Linked DNA regions of Homo sapiens: regions 2 and 3 are each linked to region 1. The links are chromatin loops, found by intact Hi-C in ENCODE. Cell type or tissue: ascending aorta. All regions are shown on one strand.

Region 1 (2,500 bases):
CGCGCCCGGCCAGTAATTCTTTTTTTTTTGTGGCAGAGTCTTGCTCTGTCACCCAGGCTGGAGTGCAGTGGTGCGATCTCAGCTCACTGCAATCTCTGCCTCCCAGGTTCAAGTGATTCTCCTTCCTCAGCCTCCAGAGTAGCTGGGAACACAGGCGCCTGCCACCATGCCTGGCTAATTTTTTTTTTTATTATTTTTATTTTTAGTAGAGACGGGGTTTCACCATGTTAGCCAGGATGGTCTTCATCTCCTGACCTCGTGATGCGCCCACCTCAGCCTCCCAAAGTGCTGGGATTACAGGCATCAACCTCCGCACCTGGCCGTCATACAGTAATTTAAAAAATTATGTTGCTTATGTTCTGGGGATTTAATAATCAAACAGTTAAACATAAAGTGTTCAGAGTGGAATCTCAACAAGGCTGTTAAACAGTTAGGGTTCTGCTTAATTTTTAACTCAACCAAAGAATCATACAGAGTAAAAATATATTAAGGAGAGACATTTATCATCATCTGTAAATAAGGTTTCCAGGGGACAGTGTTGAAGCATCCTATTCCATTCTTTCAAAGCGATTAAAAAGTTGGAAAGTTGGAAATAGTATAATTTTGAGGGTGTGTTTAACATTTTGATTTTTATAAAGAGGGGCATTTAATTCAGTCTAAGGTATGTCTGTATCAAGCATATAATGGCTTAGAGTGATATTGAGAACACACGGGGGCCATGACTGTTTCTGAGTGCTCATTCTCTGGCAATTTTGTGCCTCTCGGTAGAATGGACCTTGTCGGATGCTGGTCAGGCACTTCTCTGTAGTAAAGATCTTGAACCTGATTTAACACGAGATATCCAGAATAAGGAATAGCAAATCTGTGGAATAAGCCGCAACCCTGTAGCAGTTTTACTTCATAAGATGACTGCAGGTTTATTTTGAGTGATGATTTATGCAGGCCTTGTAATTTCATGCTAAGTCTTAATTGTTTCCTATGACTAAATAGTTTGCCATAGGCTAGACGTAAACTTGGAATTTAATATTCTATTAAACCCAAGAGCTGCAGATTTCAGAACTATCTGACCAGTGGCAAATGTGAAGTCTTTAAAAGAAGTCCACGCCAAGAATGGAGCCCACAGGAGTTTGGAAAACTTAGCTTTCTTGGCATGTTCCATGATAGCTCAAATATTAGACCTAATTTATAGCTCCATCTGTACCTCGTGGAGACCTCGCAAGCTGGAACTCATATCACTTTTCCTTTTTAGACAGTCAAAACCACAGGTTATACTAAAAAACGAGGACAGAAGTCCAGCAAAGCAGTGATTTCTCCTCAGCTAAAACACAGACTGCATTAAAACCACATGTTGCTGAGTGCTGGCTGGCCAGGCCAGACTTTAGAATAAAGCTGAAGGCATGAAGCTGGGATGCATGGAGGAGCGTTTGCTCAGATGTGTAGGCCCGTAATGCTCTATGCAGCATGTGGCCGGTGGTTCTGCAAAAGCCAGAGAGGAGTCGCACAAAGGCCCTGGAGCATTGTTAGAGGCGGAGCCTGTAGGAGCCCGCTGTGACGGGTGGAGCCCAGGGCTGGTAATCGGATCGCATTTTGCCATAGCCAGCACTTTAACCACGAGGGAGTCAAAAAGTCACCATCTGAAGACGGAAGTGAACAACATTTGAAGAAGAGTCCTTGGAGTCGAGACGGCCTTTGTGCTCTCTCAAGATGCAGGCACTTGTGATTGAAATCTGGAAATACGTTTTTTAAAAAGGAAAGCCATTTTTTCAAGTTTTAAAATTCAAATAAGCTATATGGTGTGATGGTCCCAAGAAGTAAAGCATGCATGTGTGTTCTGCTTCCGGGGAGGCGGCCCATGGCAGCCAACGTGACGTCGTCTCCTGTGGTGGGAGGCTGTTCTTAGGACAAGCCTTTTCCCCCTGGGGGCACTGAAAGATGGGCCTGGTTGATGCTGGGCTCACAGCTTTCACTCCCTGGGCTGGAAGGCTGAGAAGAGCTTCAGTAAGCAACCGACTTTGTGGTCCTCACGTGTCTTAACCTGGCCCTGATTGTGCAAGTTAGGGAGAAACAAGGCCTGCTTGTGGCACACACGGATCCTGCATTACTGCTTTTCATGTCTCTGTATTTCTGAATTAGTTTTTTTCCACAGTGAGCTTAGATATGCCTGGAAGTCTAAAGACTTTTCCAGTTTTGCTCATCCTTGGGGTGTCTTCTTAAGTAGTAGCAGTGACGTTGCGCCTTCTGTGAAATCTGTGTTGTTGGGAAGGTGGGATGTGGAGCCTCTGGGGCAGAGGATGAGGCTTTCTAAGAAGACCTGACCCTTTTATCCACCTGACAGTCAGATTTCCATGTGAAGGTGGAAGAGGCAGGACGGGAAACAGAGAAAAGGGACGAGCCACGCTCTCCTCTCAGGCTGGTCTCAGTGGGACGGTGCCCTGGGCTGCAGCTGTGGTTGGAAGTCCCACCGCGTGCGTCCTGAGACCCCCGCCCCTCAGTCACTTCC
Region 2 (2,500 bases), 51 kb after region 1:
AACCAGTCGCTGTGGCCAGTGGGGTAGGATGTGCTCTCTGGCCATAAGGGGCACGTGCCCTTCTCTGGAGGGGGAGGGATGGGTGGACCCGGGCCTTGCGCCCACCACAGGGGCTGACTGGGAAGAATGTCTTGCCCACCCTAGAAGACGAGGAAAAGAGGCTGGAAACAAGCGCACTCAATATTTCCTGCAGCTGTCTTTTCCCTGCACATGTGATCTCTGTGGATAGAGACCCTCCTTCAGGGACTGAGCAGTGCATGGGCACCTGTCATCCAGCACCAGGAAGATGGGAGTGGTGTGGCAGCGCTGGGAGGGGGGCCAGGCCCTGAGCATGCTCATGGGCAGGGCGGGTAGGTCGAAGGCTGCTCCAGGACCCTGCAGGCCGGGCCTCCATAGGGCAGGTCAGCAGCCATCCTGGAACAGGGCTGAGGCAGCAGGCCGGGAGGAAGCCCCCGTCCTTAGGAACGAGCTTGGAGAACACGGCGCAGATCCTGTGGGCAGCACAGGGGAGAGGTCGCCTGAAGCCCTGGAAATCCCTGGGAGAGTGAACCTTCCCGCCGGGCCTTGGGGAGTTGGAGAATATTCTGAAACAAGTCACATCACAGAGGTAAAGGGTGCAAGAGCAGCTCTGGAGAAAGGTGAGGAGGGAGGTTTGCCTGGAACGTCTGCAGATGTGTTTAGAGCTCGGATTTCTCCTGAAGGGCCTGAGCAATTCTGCCTGAGTCAGGGGGGATTCCTGTGCCGTGTGTGTAGGGGGTCCGGTGGGTGACAGCACAGGATGAGGTGCAGACCCATCCCGAACTGCCGGACTCGGCGCTCTGTCCTTCCCGACCTCCCTGAAGACCGGCACATTCCATGCTGGTCTCACTTCAGACAGCCAGGAGGGCCCTCCTTTCTCCAAGTCAAAACAAAAGCACCACTTAGGCACAGAGGGTGACATGGGGGCCGGCCACCGCCCTTTGCATGAACCAGAACAAAATGTTGCCTTATTAGGTGACTTCGTGCCGGGGTGCGGGGGCTGCTTCCTGTGGTGCTGCTGATCTGCAAAAGCTAAACATTTAGACTCTGCTCCACTCGAACACTCCTGCCAAGAAGTCTCTTTAGGTATTCTGTCTTTGTCAGGAAGGCCTGCCAGCTTAGCAGCACCCTTGGTCTGGGAGGCGGGAGGAAGTGTGTCTGTGGGGAAAGGTTTGTGCGAAGCGCTGGGCGGGCGTGGACTGGGCCTGCCTTTAGGAGCCACACCCCTCCCAGTGTTAATTCTCACAGGGAAGAGCTCAGCACCGAGTGGCTCGCTTTTGCTGCTGAACATTTCAGGCTGTTCTTCTGTGGCTTAAAATGACAGTAGGTTATAAAGTGAGCACTCAACATGCATTTCGGATGTTTCCTGCAGAATATTTTTTCCCTCCTTAGATTCCCCCCGACTTCTTTCTAAGCCCTATAAGGATAAATCTCTTACTCTCCTAGCATATCTAGTAAAATATTGTTGGGAAGATAAATGCATAGATAGCGCTTTACTGTAGTGGGTGGGGAGCCCCTGTGAGCAGGGTGTGGGGACCCTGCAAACAGCCAGAATGAGGAGCGTGGACACAGCAGAACTTCCCTTCAGTTCCCCGATGCAGAAGACGGGGAGCTCCTCGCAGGGGGTGGGTATTTCTGTGAAGTTTGAAGGCGGAGCCATGCGAAGGGTCTGTCTTTACTGTGGGATGCAGAACACAGGCAGAGCCATTTGAACCAGCCAAAAACATCCAAAAAATAAATCATGCTAAATAGCACCCACACTGCTGCAGCTAACGGACTTGCGCCAGGCTCCCGGCCCCAGCTATACCCCTGGCTCTGTCTTATTCAGGGACATGACAGGACACCAGCCAATTCCAGTGGCTGCTCCAGACTGTCTCGGCTCTGCGGTGAAGATGACCGACTTCCTTGATCATCACTCAGTTCCTCTCTCAGGATCATCCTCCACCATTGTGACTTTACTGACTTGGGTGCCCTCCCAAGCACCCAGGTGAAGGCCAGTGCACCCCTGCCTGTCGGCCACATGCTGGCAGGAGGCAGCCCGCCATGAGACACAGAGGCAGGGTGGCTGGGGTTAGAGGCAGGACTTTGGAGCCTGGTGGCCTGGGTCTGAAACCTGGTTGTCCCCTCCCTACCCTAGCCTTGGTCAGGTTGTGGTTGCTCAGATTTAGTTGTGCCAAGCGGTGAAGACTGGGTGAGGCCATGCTGGGCAGGTGCACCAGTCAGCCCTGTGTAGGTTTCCTCAACTCTGCTCATTCAAACAGGTAAATACATAACACACAACCCTTATTCTCAAATAGCTCAAGTTTATGGTCTAATTCAGCAGCTCCCACACTTTTTTGATATAAAAATTCTTTTGTGCTGTTATAACTCATCAAGGACCCCAAAAAGCTCTTGTAATCATGGGCTGTATCTACTGACATCAGTGAACATGTTTGCACTAAGCACGTTGTGATCTGAGGCACGTCCAGTCGGGCAGCAGATG
Region 3 (2,500 bases), 140 kb before region 1:
GAGTCCGAGTCCCACATAGCCCGAGTCCCACGCAGCCCTGCTGGGCGATGCACTCATGACATGGGGCGTGTGATTTTCCCACTGCAGCTGCAAAAACCACACACATTTGGTGGCTCAAAACAACACAAATCTACCATCTTGTAGTTCCGTGGGCCAGAAATTAGTCCCACTGGGCCCAAGTCAAAGTGTCCACAGGGGTGGCCCCTTCTGGAGGCTCCAGGAGAACCCCTTCCTGCCTGTTCCAGCTTCCAAGGCCACCGTGGTCCTCGACTCCTGGCCCCCGCTATCTTCAGAGGACATCGCTTCAACCCCTGCCCCTGACACCAGGGCCCCTTCCCTCTCCTGAGGTCAGCGGCCCTCTGCCTGTCTTTTCCAGGGACGCCTGTGATTAATTCGGGAAATTTAGGGCCCACCCAGATCATCAGGGTCATCTTTCCTCTGTGGGCCCTTTCCTCAATCACATCTGCAAAGTCCCTTTTGCCACGCAAGGCCACATCCCCAGGTTCCAGGGATCAGGGCGTGGCACCACGGGCATCAGATTCCAGGAATTAGGGCGTGGCACTGCGGGCATCAGATTCTGGGAATTAGGGCATGGCACCGCGGGCATCATGATTCAGCCTTCCACACTGGGTAAGCCGTGTCCTTCATGTTGAAGTTGTGTGCATTCTGACAGGTACAAACCTTCCATGTTAATTTCTTCATAATTAAGGAAGAATTTCCAATGGCCTCTCACCCAAGCCATGCTAAAAAGGTGAATTAATCAGGCCTGCCAAGCGCCGGCCATTGCTGCCACCCATGCCCTCCCTACACTCAAGCTCCACGGTCCTTGTTTAGAAAATTACCTACTGCCAGGCTGTGGGCATCTGCAAGACAGTGAGTGACATTCATTCAAAGAAAATACAAGAGCCCAATACGGGAGCCATGAGTCACCTGCTGTCACATTTCCACAAGACACCCATCTACCACCCACTGCCAGCAGGGCTGCTGGACTCCACGATGTGGTCACGTTTCCACCAGACACCCATCCACCACCCACCGCCGGCAGGGCTGCTGGACTCCACGAGAGTGCGTGAATGACAGCATGAGCTGGTGCCAAAACTTTCCGTTCGGAGCCTCATGGGCTTTCAGCCGGTGACCGCCCAGAGCGGCCCTGTGGCCTGTGGACACATAGACAGGTTTTCTGCCCAGGATGGTCATAGGTCTTTAATTTTTCCTGCTTATTATTTTTAATCTGGAGAGAAACCAAAAATGATGGCTGGTGCAGGGTTGGATTGAGACGCAATTGTGACATAGGTCCATTTGAAATGCTCCCGACCCCCCTGCCTGCCACTTTCTGTCTGATGCCCCTGGCTGCATGCGCTTGCAGGTGAGCCCCCCGCCTGCTGCTTTCTGTCTGACGCCCCCAGCTGCATACGCTTGCCTGTGTTGTTCATAACGCCCGGTGCTTTGCTGGGTAACGTCGCCAAGGGTTCTCCAAACCTTCAGAAGTGCCCTACGCAGCTGTTACTCAAACTAAAGGGCTGTGGCAAATTAGGTAGAACCAGGACCGTGAAGTCTGGGAGGTGAAAGCTTTAGGGGAAAGAGGCAGGAATTACTTTGTGCTGGGCACGTGTGAGAGCCTAAGAATTCTGTCATGCACTCGCTGCTTATTCCACGTAATTTAAAATTTAAAATCCTGGTGAGCCGGCATTAATGTCCTAATTTTACAGACATGGAGACAGGATTTCACAGAGGCTAACTCCCTTGTTTAATGTCACAGAGTCCTGTGCTGGGATTCAAAGCCAGGGCTGCCCAGGTCAGCTGATGGCAGCAAGTTCTTCAGGAACTCAACCTACAATGAGTTAGCTTTGCTTCTGAAAACACCACTGGAAGGCCACCATCAGTGGCGTATTTTATGGACACTCTCCACCCCCATCCAGCTGTGGACACAGGGCCGTAAGCCTCAGTACCCCTGGAAGGCCACCATCAGTGGTGTATTTTATGGACAGCCCCCACCCCCACCCAGCTGTGGTCACAGGGTACTGAGCCTCGGTACCCAGGGAGAACATGGGGCGGACTTCTCCGTGATCTGATCAAATATTTGGTCAGCTTCCAGGACAAGAGGTGACCCAGCAGATGGGGTTTAGACACTGCAATATTGGTGCTGAGGAGACATTTTGCACGGGCCTTCAGAAGGAAGGAGAAAGTGTGGACCATTTGTGTGTGTGTGCATGTGTGTGTGTGCGTGTGTGCGTGAGTGTGTGCATCCATGCATATTTGCATGTGTGTATATTTGCGTGTGTGCATGTGCGTGTGCATGTGTGCGTGCGTGTGTGCATGTGTTTGTATGTGCATGTGCGTGTGTGCATGTATGTGCGTTTGCATGTGTGTGTGCATGTGTGCACGTGCATGTGTCTGCATGCCTGCATGTGTGTGCATGTGTGTGCATGCGTATTTGCATGTGTGTGCGTGTGTGCATGCATACATGTGTGCGTGAGTGTGCATGCATGCATATTTGCAT

The links. Peaks named below come from ENCODE experiments on the same cell type or tissue, not always from the same donor. Only the 100,000 strongest peaks of a DNase experiment are listed, where the experiment ranks them.
Region 2: it touches region 1 in a loop (2.2-fold over the local background); 2 of 110 quality-filtered maps call a loop at or near these places.
Region 3: it touches region 1 in a loop (3-fold over the local background); 8 of 110 quality-filtered maps call a loop at or near these places.

What each region holds. Positions count from the first base shown.
Region 1 is chr6:168,523,377-168,525,876 of GRCh38, forward strand. The region is part of intron 2 of SMOC2 (SPARC related modular calcium binding 2); the gene reads left to right. Among named protein-coding and RNA genes, the nearest start is that of SMOC2, 83 kb to the left of the region's middle. In ascending aorta, a CTCF peak has its summit at 1,491; a DNase peak (open chromatin) is centred at 1,546; H3K27ac peaks cover 1,510 bases.
Region 2 is chr6:168,573,916-168,576,415 of GRCh38, forward strand. The region is part of intron 7 of SMOC2 (SPARC related modular calcium binding 2); the gene reads left to right. Among named protein-coding and RNA genes, the nearest start is that of SMOC2, 130 kb to the left of the region's middle. In ascending aorta, no CTCF peak of the experiment used is centred here; a DNase peak (open chromatin) is centred at 1,106; H3K4me3 peaks cover 1,028 bases; H3K27ac peaks cover 2,500 bases.
Region 3 is chr6:168,380,867-168,383,366 of GRCh38, forward strand. No RefSeq gene overlaps it. Among named protein-coding and RNA genes, the nearest start is that of SMOC2, 59 kb to the right of the region's middle. RefSeq lists an enhancer at 2,173-2,500. In ascending aorta, a CTCF peak has its summit at 981; no DNase peak of the experiment used is centred here.